3 separate regions of the Homo sapiens genome follow, and regions 1 and 3 are each linked to region 2. A link is an interaction called in ENCODE POLR2A ChIA-PET data of the cell type or tissue named here. Cell type or tissue: GM12878. All regions are shown on one strand. Each heading gives the region's core, and the rest is flanking DNA. Links, peaks and the distances in the headings are about the cores only.

Region 1 (6,099 bases), core at 662-4,661, 170 kb after region 2:
TATCGAATTGTCTGATTGGTTTCTCCTCTGGCCCCCAAACTAACAAAACAACACCCCCACCCCCAAAAGGCTGTGGATGAGGACGGGCACAGTGGCTCATGCCTGTAATCCTAGCACTTTGGGAAGCTGAGGTGGGCAGATCACATGAGGTCAGGAGTTCAAGACCAGCCTGGCCAACATGGTGAAACCCCATCTCTACTAAAAATACAAAAATTAAGCTGGGCACGGTGGCTCACACCTGTAATCCCAGCACTTTGGGAGGACGAGACGAGCGGATCACGAGGTCAGGAGTTCAAGACCAGCCTGGCCAACATGGTGAAAACCCGTCTGTACTAAAAATACAAAATTAGCCAGGCGTGATGGCAGGCACCTGTAATCCCAGCTACTCAGGAGGCTGAGGCAGGAGAATCACTTGAACCTGGGCAGCAGAGGTTGCAGTGAGCCAAGATCGAGCCACTGCACTCTAGCCTGGGCGATAGAGTGAGACTCTGTCTCAAAAAAAAAAAAAAAAAAAAGCCAGGTGTGGTGGTGCACACCTGTAATCCCAGCTACTCAGGAGGCTGAGGCAGGAGAATCACTTGAACCGGGGAGGTGGAGGTTGCGGTGAGCCGAGATCATGCGACTGCACTCCAGCCTGGGTGACAGACCAAGACCCAAAACTCCGTCTCAAAAAGAAAAAAAAAAAAAAAAAAAGGGCTGTGAATGAGATGGGCTTGTATTATCCCATTGGAACCTGGCTTTTCCAGGACTTTCTTCTGACTATACTCATCTCTGAGGCGGGTCCCTGTGAATGGTTTTCTTGTCCTGTCATCCACAGGGTTAATCCCTTGAGGGATGTGTTCAGATTGCTGCTTGGCTGCTTCCTGGCTGTGTGACCTTGGGCAAATGACTTCACTTCTCTGAGCTTCAGTTTCCTCCTCTGCAAAATGGAGGTAAGAATAGTGCTTAGCTCATGCAACTGTTGTGAAGGAATGGAAGAGATAAGCAATGGGAAGTGTTTAGCCTGCAACCTCATCTTAGAGCACCTGATACAATCGAACTATCATTACCATTCTCAGATAATTTTTTAAAATAGTGTCTCCTCAAGCAACTGTTTAGAACAGCGCTATCCATTAGAAATAGAATTCAAGGCCGGGCACGGTGGCTCACGCCTGTAATCCCAGCACTGTGGGAGGCCAAGGCGGATGGATCCCTTGAGGCCGGGAGTTCGAGACCAGCCTGGCTAACATGGTGAAACCCCCTCTCAACTAAAAATACAAAAATTAGCCAGGTGTGATGGTGGGCGCCTGTAGTCCCAGCTACTTGGGAGGTTGAGGCGGGAGAATCGCTTGAATCTGGGAGGCAGAGGTTGCAGGGAGCCAAGATCTCGCCACTGCACTCCAGCCTGGGCAACAGAGTGTGTTTAAAAAAAAAAAAAAAGAATTCAAACCACATATGGACTTTTAATTTTTCCAGTAGCCTCATTAAAAAAGCTGAAGTTAATTTAAATGATATATTTAATTTAACCTGATATATTTTAAAAATGACCATTTTAACACGTAATCAATATAAAGAAAGCATTCTGGTCGGGCACAGTGGCTCATGCCTGTAATCCTGGCACTTTGGGAGGCCGAGTCGGGTGGATCACCTGAGGTCAGGAGTTCAAGACCAGCCTGGCCAACATGGTGAAACCCCGTCTCTACTAAAAATACAAAAATTAGCCGGGCACGGTGGTAGGCACCTGTAATCCCAACTACTTGAGAGGCTGAGGCAGTAGAATAGCTTGAATCTGGGAGGTGGAGGTTATAGTGAGCCAAGATCATGCCATTGTACTCCAGCCTGGGTGACAAGACAGTCCATCTCAAAAAAAAAAAGAGAGAGAGAAAAAAAAGAAAGTATTTCAAGGCTAGGTGCAGTGGCTCATGCCTGTAATCCTAGCACTTTGGGAGGCCAAAGTGAGAGGATTGCTTGAAGCCAGGAATTTGAGACCAGTCTGGGCAACATAGTGAAACCCTGTTTCGAAAGAAAGAAAAGAAAGAAAGAAAGAAAGAAAGGAAGGAAGGAAGTAAAGAAAATTAGCTAGAAGTGATTACACATACACAAGTCCCAGCTACTTGTGAGGCCATTACAGCTTGGGTGACAGAGTGAAACCCTGACTCATAGAAATAAGAAAAAAAAGAAAGAAGGAAGGAAAGAAAATGAATGAAAGAAAGAAAGAAAGAAAAGAAATTAATTTAGCACCATAGGAAAGGTTTTTTTTAAAAAAGCATGAGCTATGTTATCCTCTTTTTTTTTTTTTGTATAAGGCTACAAAATCTGGTATTTTGCACTTATATCCCATCTCAGTTCGGACAAGCCACATTTCAAGGGCCCAAAACCCCATTTGGTGAGTGGCAGCCATATTGGATAGAGACAGCCCACCTTCTCTGGTTTTGTCTCTGCAGATAGCCAAGGAAACCTAATTATGCATCCAACTCTCTGGCCCATTGGCTGAGTCACCTGCCGGGAAGCTTTCAGAATATTTATAGGTAACTGATCTACAGAAAACAGAAAGTGATACCATCTCCAGCCCCCACAACCTTTCTTCAGTCTCAAGTTTGCCGTCTCAGCTACTGTTTTCTAGAGGCCCAGTGGGAAGAGTATGCAAAGTGGCAGTAAAGTACATATGTAAACGTGTAGGCAAAAGGCTGAGAGGATTCTTACCAAACTACTCACAGTGGAAAATAAGAGTAATGTCCAAGCAGAGTTTAGTTTTGTCAGTCATGCCCTAATTTTGTTTTTGTTTTTTAGAATGTATTCATTCACATATTACTTGTGTAAGTGAAAGTCAATTGATATATATATAGAGATAATAGTAAAGAAAAGTAACCATGATTTGCGGTAAATCCCCAAGAAGTTTAATGGAAAGCAGTGAGTGCAGAGATTACAAGGTGGACTCTGGGGCCGGCTGCCTGCCTTTGCATCCTAGCCCTGCTGTCTACTAGCTGTGTGACCTTGGGCAAGGTTCTCTTGCTTTCTGGGCCTCAGTTTCCTCATCTATAAACTAAGGATAATGATGGGACCTATGTTACAAGGTTGTCACAATGATTTGATGAGCAGGTGTAAGGTGTTAAGATGGGATCTGGAACACAGAGTCTCAGCTGTAATAACTAAAATAATTAGTATTATCACTGTTTTTGGTGGAAGAGTAAGTAGCAAGAAACTCTCTTGGTGAAAATACAAGAGCTGCGGTGGCTCACGTCTGTAATCCCAGCACTTTGGGAGGTCGAGGCGGGCAGATCACTTGAGGTCAAGAGTTTGAGACCAGCCTGGCCAACATGATGAAACCCTATCTCTACTAAATATAGAAAAAATTTGCCAGGCGCGGTGGCGCACCCCTCTAGTCGTAGCTACTCAGGAGGCTGAGGCAGGAGAATCGCTTGAACCTGGGAGGCGGAGGTTGCAGTGAGCTGAGATCACGCCACTGCATTCTAGCCTGGGCGACAGAGCGAGACTCCATCTCAAGAAGAAAAAAAAAGGAAATAATATGCTGGAGTGAGAGCTGCAAGACCAGCTGCTAAGCCTGGATCTGCCATTACCTAATTTGTGTAAACTTGGGCCTCAGTTTTGTACTAATTCTAACAACAACATACATTTTCTAGTCCTTACTATCATTTCGGAACTCTACATGTCTCGTTTCATCAGATCTTCACAACACCCCTCTGAGAGAGAGATACTGTTGTTGTTGTTGTTATTATTACTATCTTGAGACGGAGTCTCGTTCTGTCGCCCAGGCTGGAGTGCAATGGCACGATCTCGGCTCACTACAACCTCTGCCTCCCGGCTTCAAGTGATTCTCCTGCCTCAGACTGCCGAGTAGCTGGGATTACAGGTGCCCGCCACCACACCCAGCTAATTTTTGTATTTTTAGTAGAGACGGGGTTTCACCATGTTGGTCATGCTGGTCTCGAACTCCTGACCTCAGGTGATCCCCTGCTTCAGCCTCCCAAAGTGCTAGGATTACAGGTGTGAGCCACCACGCCTGGTCGAGATACTGTTATTATTACCATTCTATAGATAAGGAAACCGAGGCTCAGAGAGCTGACACGGCTTGCCCAAGTCGGCAGCTTCTAAGTCCCAGGAAAGGGATTTGAACTCAGTGTTGTCTAGCCGACATGAGAGGCTGAGGCAATGCTCTCTGCACCATGCAGCCCCATGTGTGAGGTCTTTTCCAGCTTTGCTTTGTCTGTGATGCTGGCAGTTGAGTTGCATGATAAGAGCTAGGAGTTTGGGGTTGGAGTACAGGTTCTTTTGAGCTTTTGGACCCTAGAGTTCTTTCATCTGTATAATGGGGCCAAGAACAATGCAGTGCCCTGAATTTGAGTTTTGTATTTGCTTTTGTTTTTGTTTTTTTGAGACAGGGTCTTGCTGCATCGCCCAGGCTTGAGTGTAGTGGTGTGATCTCGGCTTACTGTAACCTCCACCTCCTGGGTTCAAGCAATTCTCCCACCTCAGCCTCCTGAGTAGTTGGGATTACAGGTGCCCACCACCATGCCAGGATAATTTTTGTATTTTTAGTAGAGAAGGGATTTCATCATGTTGGTCAGGCTGGTCTCGAACTCCTGGTCTCAAGCAATCCACCCACCTTGGCCTCCCAAAGTGCTGGGATTACAGGTGTGAGCCACCATGATTGGCGCTGAATTTGAGGGTTTTCTTTCCAGCTCTCTCCAGGGCTTTCTTTAGACTTTCTTCCTCATTTTGTCTCATCTTTCCAAACACCTCACTCACAAGATCACTTGAAGATCACAGGAAGCCAGTGGAAGGTATCTGAGATGATTAAACAGCACCAGGTTTTTTAGCTATGTTATGTAAGAAGAGGAAAAGAGGGAAGTTGCAGGGGAAGAAATTTGAATCAGATTACATTAAAGGATACAAGTGGGGCTTTCAGACAATGGTGACTTTTGCACAGGGTCTCATGAGGCAACACACGGGGGCACACACCTGCGTGTCTTCATGTAGATATGCTGTGTGAGACACCCCCGCAGCGGATGTTCTGGGGGAAAACAAGGAAGCTGTTAAATGATCCAGCTGTTCTGTCTGAATACGTTGCACATCTGGTGGCCTGGAAATCTCCAGGTGACTTTTCACTTTATATTCACTGTCTTGCTGCCTGGCCCCAATCTTGAGACTCTAGAGGAGGGGAAAAGGGAGGGAAAAAAGAGAAATGGGGGTGGATTGGAGGCAAGGGGTCAGGGGAGGGAAAAGAGCAGAGAGAGAGAGAGACAGAGAGAAATGGAGAAAGGGAGAGGAAAATCAAGAGAAACTGACATGGAGGGATAGGGAAACACAGAGACAGAAAGATAAACTTCACAGAGAGAGAGACAGACAGAAAAAGAAAGCTAGATGATATAGAGTCACATAGAGAAAGTCGGTCATATACAACATACAGCGTAAGAGAGAAATAGACAAAGATTGAGAATGAGGGATCCACATACAGAGATGGAGACAAAGAAAGTCAGAGACAGCTGGGCACGGTGGCTCACACCTGTAATCCCAGCACTTTGGGAGGCCGAGGCAGGCAGATCACTTGAGATCCGGAGTTCAAGACCAGCCTGGGCAACACGACGAAACCCTGTCTCTACAAAAAATACAAAAATTAGCCAGACATGATGGCCGGCGCCTGTAGTCCCAGCTACTTGGGAGGCTGAGGCGGGAGGATAACTAGAGCCCAGGAGATTGAGGCTGCAGTGAGCCAAGATCGTGCCACTGCATTCCAGCCCGGGTGACAGAGTGAGAACCCATCTCTAAATAATAATAATAATAATAGAAAGTCAGAGACACACCCACAAACACTCCATGAGAGAGATTCACGTAAAGAGATGGACTGCCAGCCCTTTGAGGAAGAGAGTGACAGAGGAAGAGATGAAGAGATTGAGACTGAGAAAGACAAATGCACTCACAGAGATACACAGAGAGATAAAAGAAATAGAGACAGAAAGAAAAAGGCGCAGAAACAGAGATCCACACAGAGAAGGAAAATAAATTGTTTAAACGAAAAGAGCCTGGAGGGGCTTGGCGAGGTGGCTCATGCCTGTAATCCCAGCAATTTGGGAGGCTGAGGCATGTGGATCACTTCAGCCA
Region 2 (6,099 bases), core at 1,307-5,306:
GTTAAGGCTTCTGTAACTGAAGGCCCATTCTCATGGAAGCTTTCCTTGGGAGGGCCCCTCAGCTCCTTAGAATGAAGCTCTAGAACTGTTGGAAGTTCTGAGAGGGCAATGCTGGTGCCTGCTTGACCACTGCTGTTTCTGGGTCCGGGCACATAGTAGGTGCTCAGTAAATATTTGTTGAGTGAACTAGAGCCAATGAAAGAATAGCATTTTGTCCTCTGCTCCGGGTCAACCCTGTGAGAGGAACCAAGTTTTGGTGACAAAGGCTGCCATCTGCAGGGAATAGGTGAAATGGCATTATTCAGAATTGCTAAATCCTGAGGACCATACAATCGATTTTGAGGCAAGATTAACATATATTTTCTCCTTTCGCTTTCTGGAGAATTAACATCATCTTGTCTTTTCCAATTAAGGAAACCTGAATCCTGCACCCTTTCTCAAATAACATTTTTAAGCTTTTATTTATTTATTTATTTTTTAAGACGGAGTCTTGCTCTGTCACCCAGGCTGGAGTGAAGTGGCGTGATCTCGGCTCACTGCAACCTCCGCCTCCCGGGTTCAAGCAATTCTCTTGCCTCAGCCTCCTGAGTAGCTGGGACTACAGGTGTGTACCACCACGCCCGGCTAATTTATTGTATTTTTAGTAGAGACAGGGTTTCACCGTGTTAGCCAGGATAGTCTCGATCTCCTGACTTCATGATCCGCCTGCCTCGGCCTCCCAAAGTGCTGGGATTACAGGCGTGAGCCACCAAGCCTGGACAGCTTTTGTTGTCTTTTAAATGGAGACAGGGTTTTGCTCTGTCACCCAGGCTGAAGTGCAGTAGCATGATCATAGCTCACTGCAGCTTCCAACTCCAGGGCTCAAGCGATCCTCCCATTTCAGCCTCCCGAGTAGCTAGGACTGGTGTGTGGCAACACATCTGGCTAATTTGTTTTTGTTTTTTTGTGGAGAAAGAGTCTTGCTATATTGTCCAGGCTGCATTTTAAAGCTTTTTGAGGGCTTAGTTAGCCATGCTGCATACTGTATACACCATGCTGTATGCACAAAACTGGTACCTAAGTACCACTATTTCCCTGTTTTATAGACGAAGAATCTGAACACAGAAAGCATGCCCAAAGTTATAGTGCTAGCAAGTGGCAGAACTAGGGATTTGAACCCAAACACTGTGGCTTCAGAAAGTGTGCTCGTTTTCTCTTTTCTTTTCTTTCCTTCCTTCTTTCTTTTTTTTTTTTTTTTTAAGACAGAGTCTCACTCTGTCACCCAGGCTGGAGTGCAGAGGCAATCTCAGCTCACTGCAACCTCTGCCTCCCGGGTTCAAGGGATTCTCGTGCCTCAGCCTCCCAAGTAGCTGTGACTACAGGCGCCCGCCACCAGGCCCCAGTAATTTTTGTATTTTTTAAACATTTTTCAGTAGAGAAAGGGTTTCACCATGTTGGCCAGGCTGGTCCGGAACTCCTGACCTCAAGTGATCTGCTCGCCTTAGCGTCCCAAAATGCTGGGATTACAGGCGTGAGTCACTACGCCCGGCCCAGTAGACCTTTTTTTTTTTTTTTTTTTTTGAGACAGAATCACACTTTGTGGCCCAAGCTGGAGTGCAGTGGTGCGATTTCGGCTCACTGCAACCTCCACCTCCTAGGTTCAGGCAATTCTCCTGTCTTAGCCTCCCAAGTAGCTGGGATTACAGGTGCACACCACCACGCCCAGCTAATTTTTTTGCATTTTTAGTAGTGACGGGGTTTCACCATGTTTGCCAGGCTGGTTTTGAATTCCTGACCTCAAGCCATCCGCCCGTCTTGGCCTCCCAAAGTTCCAGGATTACAGGTGTGAGCTACCGTGCCTGGCCTAGATCTTCTTTTTAAAAGCAGTTTTAGGTTCACAGCAAAATTGAGCAGAAGGTACAGAGATATATCCCCTGGATCACACAGGCCTAGCCTCCCCCATTATAGAATCTGTGCTTCTAATCATTTCACTATATTATCTCTCCATGCCTGATAGGAAAATATTTACATAAAACATATAGAAACATGGCAGATTGAGCCCATGCAGTTATCTCTGCTCTCTCCTGAAACACTCCTAAAATACTAGCAAAGGAATCAAAGAGGTATAAACCCACAAAGAGTGGGAGAAGACTGCTCATGAGAGATCTCAAATCCTTTTTAGAAGATAGAATGTAGATGAGTGGTTTACTTGGGAGGAGAAACCCTAGTTCTTGCAGGAGTTGCCAATGAGTAGCAAGGCACTTAGAGCTGATAAACCCCAGAAAGGCTCAGGAATTGGTTGAAGGCCCCTGTGCTGAGAGGTGGGACTGAAAACCAATAATTGATTGAATATAAATACCATCTGGGGGAAGCGTTAGACCCCTGATTCTCCTCCTTGTCACTCCCTAACCCCAATCTCTGCAGAAGATGAGATGCTTATTCCCTGGAGAACTTGAACCAGAGAAGTTCTGGGTCCAGGGATAGCAATCAGAGAAAACACTTGGAGGCGAGGCAACATCCTAAAAACAGAGGGATTAAATGAAAGTGTGCAGGCTGGGCACGGTGGTTCACGCCTGTAATCCCAGCACTTTGGGAGGCCGAGGTGGGTGGATCACCTGAGGTCGGCAGTTCAAGACCAGCCTGACCAATGTGGAGAAACCCCGCCTCTACTAAAAATACAAAAATTAGCTGGATGTGGTGGCAGGCGCCTGCAGTCCCAGTTACTCGGGAGGATGAGGCAGGAGAATCTCTTGAACCTGGGAGGTGGAGGTCACAGTGAGCTGAGATCATGCCACTACACTCCAGCCTGGGCAACAGAGTGAGACTCTGTCTCAAAAAGAAAGTGTGCAGCTAAAAACATTCTTAACATATTTTAAATAATCCTATGGTTGTGTGGTAGTATTGGTATCATTATTCTGTATTATTAGTATTGTTATTGGTATTGTTATTCTCTTTTTTTTGGGTGGAGGGATGGAGTCTTAATTGGAAGCATCAGTATGATGGATTTTATCTTGAAGAATACGTATTTCTGACCAGGGGCAGTGGCTCACGCCTGTAATCCCAGCACTTTGGGAGGCTGAGGTGGGTGGATCACTTGAGGTCAGGAGTTTGAGGCCAGCCTGGCCAACATTGTGAAACCCTGTCTCTACTGAAAATACAAAAATTAGCTGGGCGCTGTGGCATGTGCCTGTAATCCCAGCTACTTGGGAGGCGGAGGCAGGAGAATCGCTTGACCCTGGGAGGTGGAGGTTACAGTGAGCAGTGAGCCGAGATGGTGCCACTGCACTCCAGCCTGGGCAACAGAGAAAGACTCCATCTCAAAAAAAAAAAAAGAAAACAAACAAACAAAAAACGGCTGGGCGTGGTGGCTTACGCCTGTAATCCCAGCACTTTGGGAGGCCAAGGCGGGTGGATCACCTGAGGTCAGGAGTTTGAGACCAGCCTGACCAACATGGTGAAACCCCGTCTCTACTAAAAATAAAAAATTAGCCGGGAGAGGTGGTGTGTACCTGTGATCCCAGCTACTCAGGAGGCTGAGGCAGGGGAATCGCTTGAACCCGGGAGGCGGGGGTTGCAGTGAGCCAAGATCACGCCTTTGCACTCCAGACTGGGCAACAAGGGTGAAACTCTGTCTCAAGAAAAAAAAAAAAAAAAAAAAGAGGAAGAAGAAGAAGAATTCACTAACAGGCTGCCAGTAGCCAGTAAAAAGTAAGTGAAAGAGGAACTATCTGCAGGTCCCGAGGAAAGAATGAAAACATATTTACAACACAGAAACAGAAATAGCGGTGGAGGAGGAGAGAGCAGGGTCGCTCAGTGGGACCAGGAAGCCAGCTTACTTTCATTTTTTGAAGCTCCTTATATACAGAAAAAACAAATTTATTTTTTCATTTCACATTTGACAAATACTTTCAGCACCCCAAGATTAAAATGTAATGTAGATGTGCTGTCACCAGGTGATTGGATTTCTTTCTTTCTTTTTTTTTTTTTTTTGAGACGGAGTCTCACTCTGTCATTAGGCTGGAGTGAAGTGGTGCGATCTCAGCTCACTGCAACCTCCGTCTCCCAAGTTCAAGTGATTCTCCTTGCCTCAGCCTCCCAAGTAGCTAGGATTACAGGTGCCCACCACCACGCCTGGCTAATTTTTTTGTATTTTTAGTAGAGACGGGTTTTCACTATGTTGGCCAGGCTGGTCTCAAACTCCTGACCTCCTGATCCACCTGCCTCGGCCTCCGAAAGTGCTGGGATTACAGGCGTGAGCTGCCGCGTTGGGCCGTGATTGGATTTCTTAAAAGCCAGTTAATGAAACTGCAAGCAGAAGCCACCATACACCTATCAGAATAACTAAAAACAAAAATGAAAACAAAGGTGGCCATCCTAAGTGCCCGTGAGCATGGGAAACTGGGACTCTCATACCTTGTTATTGGGAAGGCAAATGGGCCAGTCACTTTGGAAAAAACTGGGCAGTTTCTTATATATTTAAACACATACTGACCATAAAACCCAGAAATCTCACTCCTAGGTATGTATATAAGAGAAATGAAACATATGTTTTATTTTTAACCACCAAAACCTAGAAAAACCCAAATTCCTTCAACTGATGAATGGATGGATAAATTGCAAAGGAGCCATTTTTGTAATACTTGCCACCAATAAAAAGAATGGACTGGGGCCGGACGTGGTGGCTCATGCCTGTAATCCCAGCACTTTGGGAGTCCAAGGCAGGTGGATCACCTGAGGTTGGGAGTTCAAGACCAGCCTGACCAACATGGAGAAACCTCGTCTCTACTAAAAATACAAAATTAGCTGGGCATGGTGGCACATGCCTGTAATCCCAGCTATTCGGGAGGCTGAGGCAGGAAAATCATTTGAACCCAGGAGGTGGAGGTTGCGCTGAGCCAAGATCATGCCATTGCACTTCAGCCTGGGCAACAAGAGCGAAACTCCATCTCAAAAAAAAAAAAAAAAAAAAAAGAATGGACTGGGCCAAGCACGGTGGCTCATGCCTCTAATCCCAGCACTTTGGGAGGCTGAGGCAGGAGGATCATTTGAGGCAGGAGTTTGAGATCAACCTGGGCAACATAGTGAAACCCCGTCTCTACAAAAAATTGTAAAAAATAAAAAAATAATGAACTGAAAGAAATTTTTGCATATATGGCTAGAGGAGTTTCAACAAGCATGCCAAGACTACACAATGGAGAAAGAAGAGTCCCTTCAACAAATGGTGCTGGGAAAACTGGAAATCACGTGCAGAAGAATGAAGCTGGATCCTTACTTTATACCAGATAACAGAAATAAACTCAAAATGGATTAAAGAACTCAAAATGTTAAGACCTCAAAACTCCTAGAAGAAAACATAAGGGAAAAGCTTCAGGATACTAGATTTGGCAATGATTTCTTGGATAAGACACCAAAAGCACAGACAACAAAAGAAAAAATAGACAAATGGAACCACATCAGAGTAAAAACTTGTGGATATCAAAGGTAAAAATCAACAGAGTGAAAGGCAACCCAATGGAATAGGAGAAAATATCTGTAAATCACTTATCTGATAAGAGGATAATTTCCAGAATATATAGGGAACTCCTACAACTGAACAATGATAATGAACAACCCAATTAAAAAATGGGCAACTGACTTGATAGACATTTCTGCAAAGAACATATACCAATGGTCAACAAGCACACAAAGAGATTCACAACATCACTAATCATTAGGGAAATCAAAACCATGAAATATCAACTTATACCCATTAGGATGATAACTATCAAAAGAACAGAAAACCATAAGTGTTGACAAAGATTTAGAGAAGTTGGGATGCTTATGCACTGTGTTTGGGAATATAAAATGGTACAGCCATTATGGAAAACAGCTAATTTTTTTACTTTCATAGAGATGGGGTCTTGCCAATGGCCCAAGCTGGCCTATTAACTCCTGGCCTCAAGTGATTCTCCCGGCTTGGTCTCTCAAAGTGCTGGGATTACAAACGTGAGCCACTTTGCCCACATGTTCTACATCTTTATTGTGGTTGTGGTTAATGTGACTGTATGTGTTTGTTAAAACTCATAAAACTAGGCTGGACATGGTGGCTCATGCCTGTAATTCCAGCACTTTGGGAGGCCA
Region 3 (6,099 bases), core at 1,064-5,063, 120 kb after region 2:
CATCTTATTTTAAGGCTCTTTTAAAATAAGAGCTGGGCGTGGTGGGTCAGACCTGTAATCCCAGCACTTCGGGAGGCTGAGGTAGGAGGATGGCTTGAGCCCAGGAGTTCAAGACCATCTTGGGCAACATAGTGAGACCCCATCTCTTTAAAGAAAGACTCTCCTAGAGGGAAGGGGTTTAGGAGAGACACATATCTGATCTAAAAGCAATGACTTACATTTTCACATGAAATCTTTTTAAATTCCACAGAAGCATGAAACCAGAATTCCAGATTTGATAATGATTAAGGACTGCCATCAAATCCCAGGAATTATCTGGGAGCATCAATTCTGTTTGAAATTGTCTGCTCTGTCCAATCTCACCGCAGCTAGTCCCCTACTTCTGAATTCAATTACGAACTTACACATGTGGCGTTATGACCTTCCTTCTGAGGAAACCTGAGAGTTAGCACCCATCCCCCATATATGCCCCTCAATAACCTACTGACACCAGAGGATCCCCAGCCCTCAGTACTCTAGCAGGAGGCACAATGATCACACGGCAGTGGCTGCCTCTCACAGGCACTACAGGGCATTTGTTTCCAACACTGCACAGACTCCACATGCTCCCACAGGCCTGATGTCACAGGATGGTCATGTTCCCTCAACAGCACAGGCATCCACACATTCTGGAGTCAGAGTGCAGTTCTGACAGAAATATGCCTCTATGCACTGTTTCTACAGGAAACTGATGTTCTGAGTTTAAAACCTAGTCACATACCTTGCAAGAACAAATTTCTCTGGATTGGTTGAGGATTGTCCAATTGTCCAGATGCCTTTGTTTCCTGTACTTACTATACTAAGCACAATCTTTAAAAACCAGGAGTTTGGCCAGGCGCGGTGGCTCACACCTGTAATCCCAGCACTTTGGGAGGCCGAGGCGGGCAGACCATCTGAGGTTGGGAGTTTGAGACCAGCCTGACCAACATGAAGAAATCCCGTCTCTACTAAAAATATAAAAATTAGCTGGGCGTGGTGGCGCATGCCTGTAATCCCAGCTACTTGGGAGGCTAAGGCAGAAGAGTCACTTGAACCTGGGAGGCGGAGGTTGCGGTGAGCCTTGATTGTGCCATTGCACTCCGGCTTGGGCAACAAGAGCGAAACTCCGTCTCAAAAAACAAAACAAAACAAACAAAACAAACCAAGAGTTTGTCCTTAGTCTCTTTTCCTGGGGAATACAGGGACATCTAAAGGTTTAAACCTATACCTCTCCTTTGAGAGTTAGAGCCAGCCCAAGCAACTGACCTGAACCACACCTCCCACCCTGTAATGCAAATCAAGCAGCTTAGGGAGTTTACCACAGGGCTTGAAATGAAATGTAAATTCAACAAATGTTTGCCTTCTCTCTGCAGAGGAGTGTTATCTTTTCTCCTAATAATTTCTGGTTTCTCAATGACTGGGTCTAACACTGACTATGGTTCACCCTGTTGCATATTTCTTTAGAGGTCCTTCACTAGGGGGTTCGGAAAGTTTAACAAACTTCTCCCGCCAGGCTGAGGAAGGAAAATTGCTTGAACCTGGGAGGCAGAGGTTGCAGTAAGCCAAGATCGCACCATTGCACTCCAGCATGGGCAACAAGAGTGAAACTCCGTCTCAAAAAAAAGCAAACTCCTTCTTACGAAAGGCTGAAGGGCAATCTCCAAAAACCACCAACTCCCATTTCCAACAGCAATACTACTACTACTACCACCACAGGATGAGTATCCTTAATCCAAGATGCTCCAAAATTTGGAACTTTTTGAGCACTCACATGATGCTCAAAGGAAATGCTCACTGGAGCATTCTGGATTTCAGATTTTTGGATTAGGGATGTTTAACCAGTAATTATAACACAAATATTCCAAAATTAAAAACAAAAACAAAAAACCTGCAACACTTCTAGTGCCAAGCATTCCCGGTAAGGAATACTTAACCTGTATTATAAAAACAGAGCTGCTGTCTTAGCTCCCCAGTGACAGTGACTTCCTCTTTCCCCAAGGTCAGCTTCACTTCTGGATACTTTTTTTGAGGTGGGGTCTCACTGCATCACCTAGGGGGAATGAAGCGACGCAATCTTGGCTCACTGCAACCATGGTCTCCCAGGTTCCAGTGATTTTCCTGCCTCAATCTCCTGAGTGTCCGCGACTACAGGTGTGCACCACCACAGCTAATTTTTGTATTTTTAATAGAGATGGGTTTTCCCCATGTTGGTCAGACCTCCTGACCTCTTGTGATCAGGTTGAACTCCTGACCTCAAGTGATCCACCCACCTTGGCCTCCCAAAGTGCTGGGATTACAGGCGTGAGCTACCACGCCCCGGCTTTGATTCTTTAGTTATGCCACATACTCCAGCTTCTCCTGCTGATTCCTGCTGGCTTCTCCATCAAAAATCAGTTTGTTTCCTCCTTTTCCCTCTCAGCACTTTAAGCGTGGGCCTGCCTCTTTCTATTCTCTCTTCATTTCCTCCCTAAGGCTACCTCAGACCACTAGGAACATCTGGCTCCTGAAAGGTTTAGCCAGGGTAATCGCCTAGCTTCCAAATCCTAAGATTCTGAGCCATAACCTGTAATGCGGTTTCGCATTACTGTACATCAGACAGCTACGGCAGCAGAAACAGATCAACAAACACTCATGTTTTACCCAACAACATATACCTCAGCCTTTCCATCACATTTACAAAGTTAAAAAAAAAAAAAAAAGAAATGGTAGTATAAAGTACTTATGTACCTGGAAAACAGGCAGTGGTTTTTAAATTGTCCCATGAAAATCAACATTTGAATACAACTTTTCATTTTAATAAAATTAGTTAAGTATTTTATATATATATTAAATGTCTGCAAGCCTTCAACCAAAAGCCACCTATGTCAAGGGCACTTTCATGCCCACAAGTAGACTGGATGGCAAATTATATCTGCCTGATGAGAGAGAGGAAGCTTGAGCATAAGATCTACAAATTGTGTTGATGACCAAACAGGAGTCGAAACTGATACCAACCAACACTGATCTTCTAAGTCATTTTTTAAAGGCCTCTGCATTAAGTAGAAACCGAAACTGATGCAGCCAGTATCATTACATTAGGATACACGTCACAAAAATGAGGTCAACTGGATTTGAATTCATCAGTGCAAACATGAAAAGTATTTGCTGGGCTAACAGCTATGTAAAAGGAATCCTTTAACTCAAGAGCAGGCCAGGCACGGTGGCTCACGCCTGTAATCCCAGCACTTTGGGAAGCAGAGGCGGGCGGATCATGAGGTCAGGAGATCGAGACCATCCTGGCTAACACAGTGAAACCCCGCCTCTACTAAAAATACAAAAAATTAGCCGGGCGTAGTGGCGGGCGCCTGTAGTCCCAGCTACTCGGGAGGCTGAGGCAGGAGAATGGCGTGAACCCAGGAGGCGGAGCTTGCAGTGAGGCGAGATCGCGCCCTGCACTCCAGCCTGGGCGACAGAGCGAGACTCCGTCTCAAAAAAAAAAAAAAAAACAAAAAACAAAAAACTCAAGAGTAACACTTGGAATAAGTATCCAAAACACAGTGTTGGCTGGGTGTGGTGGCTCATGACTGTAATCCCAGCACTTAGGGAGGCTGAGGTGAAAGGATTGCTTAAACCCAGAAATTACAGGTGGTAGTAAGCTATGATCCCACCTCTGCACTCCAGCCTAAGGCTCTGTCTCAAAAACAAACAAAAAAAACCCATCACACCTGCCTTGCATTTCACTACCTAAGGAGTAGTAACTGGCTTACTGGTACTTCTCTGACACAGAATCACTGTTAATATTGAATACCTTTCATGTACAAGTTCAATGCTATCAGTCAGTCCAGAACCCATAGAATTTTTGTCCCTGATGATTCCTGCCACCCCATCTTATCAGCTGGATCTCAAGGTCACAGACCAAGCAAACATCCAGTTGTGGGAAAGGGTGGTAGTAGAAGGGCTCAGTTTGTGAATATAATCTTTCTAGGATGCACTTCTAACAAATGTGCTAGCTCAACATATCTATGTGAATTGAGATGGAAAAACACTGCATCTGGAGACTCTAGGTTACGATGTGGTCTAGGGGAGGGCCACAGGGACAACCCTTTGCTGATATCCCTATAATCATATTAGCAAATGCCAAGTACCTGAAGTTCCTTAACCACCTCTTCACTCCAAACCTGAAACCCGTCCTGGCAGCAATGATGAGCACAAAAGGAAGGTGAAGGTAAAGATTCAAAACCTTTTCTGACTTGAAACCCTTTACTGAACTGATATTTTCAAAGCTTTTTTTTTTTTTTTTTTTTGAGACGGAGTCTCACTCTGCCACCCAGGCTGGACTACTGTGGTGTGATTTTGGCTCACTGCAACCTCCGACTCCTGGGTTCAAGTGATTCTCCTGCCTGAGCCTCCTGAGTAGCTGGGACTACAGGCATCTGCCACCACGCCTGGCTAATTTTTGTATTTTTAGTAGAGATGAGGTTTCCTCATGTTGGCCAGGACGGTCTTGATCTCTTGACCTTGTGATCCACCCGCTGTGGCCTCCCAAAGTGCTGGGATTACAGGCGTGAGCCACTGTGCCCAGCCTATTTTCAAAGCTTTAAGAACTGTGTTTTGTCAATAGTCAAATCGAAGTATACCTTTAATTAAACAATCCAAAATGGGTCACAAAATGTGTAAAATACTGTAAAAATAATCTTTGTTCAGCACATTTTAGTTTTAGGAAAGTTATTGCCATTCTTCCTGGGTGTGGATATGCCAGAAGGAGAAAAACTATAATAATTTCAAAAACTAATTATTTACGTATTGCAAGATTCCATTTGCATGCAATATTCTCTAGAAAAGACAAAAAGTAGATTAGTGGTTGCCTGGGGACTATGGTGATGGTCGCATAACTCTATAAATTTACTACAAATCGCTGAATTGTACACTTTTAACAGAATAATTTTATGGAATGAAATTACATAATAAAGTTGCTTAAAAAAACTATTTGGAATGGTTCTCAGATTTCTACTAAGAATTAAGTTATCTGTGAATACAACAATTTAAATCTTAAAGCAACCATTACCATGATCATTACTTCCTAATCTGATCATCACATCATAAAAGAATCCAAGACCTTATTTTATTACAGCGGCAGTGTTATTTTTCTACCCAAGAGAGAAAAAACTGGCTGGGCATCATGGCTCACGCCAGTAATCCCAGTACTTTGAGTGGCCTAGGCGGGCAGATTCCTTGAGCCAGGAGTTTCAGATCAGCTTGGGCAACAAGGTGAAACCCCATCTCTTCAAAAAAATACACAAATTAGCCAAGCGTGGTGATGCATGTCTGCAGTCCTAGCTACCTGGGAGGCTGAGGCAGGAGGATTGCTTGAGCCTGGGAGGCAGAGGTTGCAATGAGGTAAGATGGTGCTACTGCACTCCAGCCTGGGCAACAGAGTGAGACTCCGTTCCCCCACCCCCCTAAAAAAGCTAAGCTAAAAACAAGTTGATGAAATAGAAAACATGAGAGATGATACCACTGCATCTAAACTCTCACAATTCCTAACAGAAGTATGTGATAATTGTTTATGATAAATATCTTAATTTCAATAACTCTTCCTTAGATATAGAAAAGTACTTACATTCATCATAAAATCCATAAATTCTGTTGATGCTGGCACATTCATGGTTCCCTCTGAGAAGAAAAAAATTCTCAGGATATTTTATTTTGTAGGCCAGTAAGAGGCAGATCGTCTCCAATGACTGCTTTCCCCTGTCCACATAGTCCCCAAGAAACAGGTAGTTGCTTTCTGGTGGGAAACCACCGTACTCAAAAAGTCGCAGCAAATCATAGTATTGTCCATGGATGTCACCTGGAAGCAAGAATTTTGTTACACAGTGTTCCCATACTTAAAGCTCAATCCACTAACAAAGCTTTGGAAAGACATTCTTTAAATATTCATTGTACAATGGCATTGACCTCTAGTAATGAGAGTTTAACTGGGCAGCCAACACTAAGTAATTTCCAATCTTATATCATATTTAGTTCAACTGAGCTTAACAAAAATTTTAAGTATATGTGTATGTCCAGAACCTCACATAAAATTCAACTATTAAGAATTTA

What was found. Peaks named below come from ENCODE experiments on the same cell type or tissue, not always from the same donor. Only the 100,000 strongest peaks of a DNase experiment are listed, where the experiment ranks them.
Region 1: POLR2A ChIA-PET joins it to region 2 with 7 read pairs; 5 of 35 experiments call an interaction of 5 or more read pairs at or near these places.
Region 3: POLR2A ChIA-PET joins it to region 2 with 5 read pairs; 5 of 35 experiments call an interaction of 5 or more read pairs at or near these places.

What each region holds. Positions count from the first base shown.
Region 1 is chr12:110,774,130-110,780,228 of GRCh38, forward strand. No RefSeq gene overlaps it. Among named protein-coding and RNA genes, the nearest start is that of PPP1CC, 34 kb to the left of the region's middle. RefSeq lists an enhancer at 2,329-2,668. In GM12878, for the core only: no CTCF peak of the experiment used is centred there; a DNase peak (open chromatin) is centred at 2,542; H3K4me3 peaks cover 870 bases; H3K27ac peaks cover 1,508 bases.
Region 2 is chr12:110,602,120-110,608,218 of GRCh38, forward strand. No RefSeq gene overlaps it. Among named protein-coding and RNA genes, the nearest start is that of TCTN1, 9.0 kb to the right of the region's middle. In GM12878, for the core only: no CTCF peak of the experiment used is centred there; DNase peaks (open chromatin) are centred at 3,742 and 4,347; H3K4me3 peaks cover 942 bases; H3K27ac peaks cover 1,701 bases.
Region 3 is chr12:110,724,912-110,731,010 of GRCh38, forward strand. It overlaps PPP1CC (protein phosphatase 1 catalytic subunit gamma), which reads right to left. Exons shown (of 7, transcript NM_002710.4): 3 at 5,618-5,848. Among named protein-coding and RNA genes, the nearest start is that of PPP1CC, 15 kb to the right of the region's middle. In GM12878, for the core only: no CTCF peak of the experiment used is centred there; a DNase peak (open chromatin) is centred at 3,040; H3K27ac peaks cover 1,846 bases.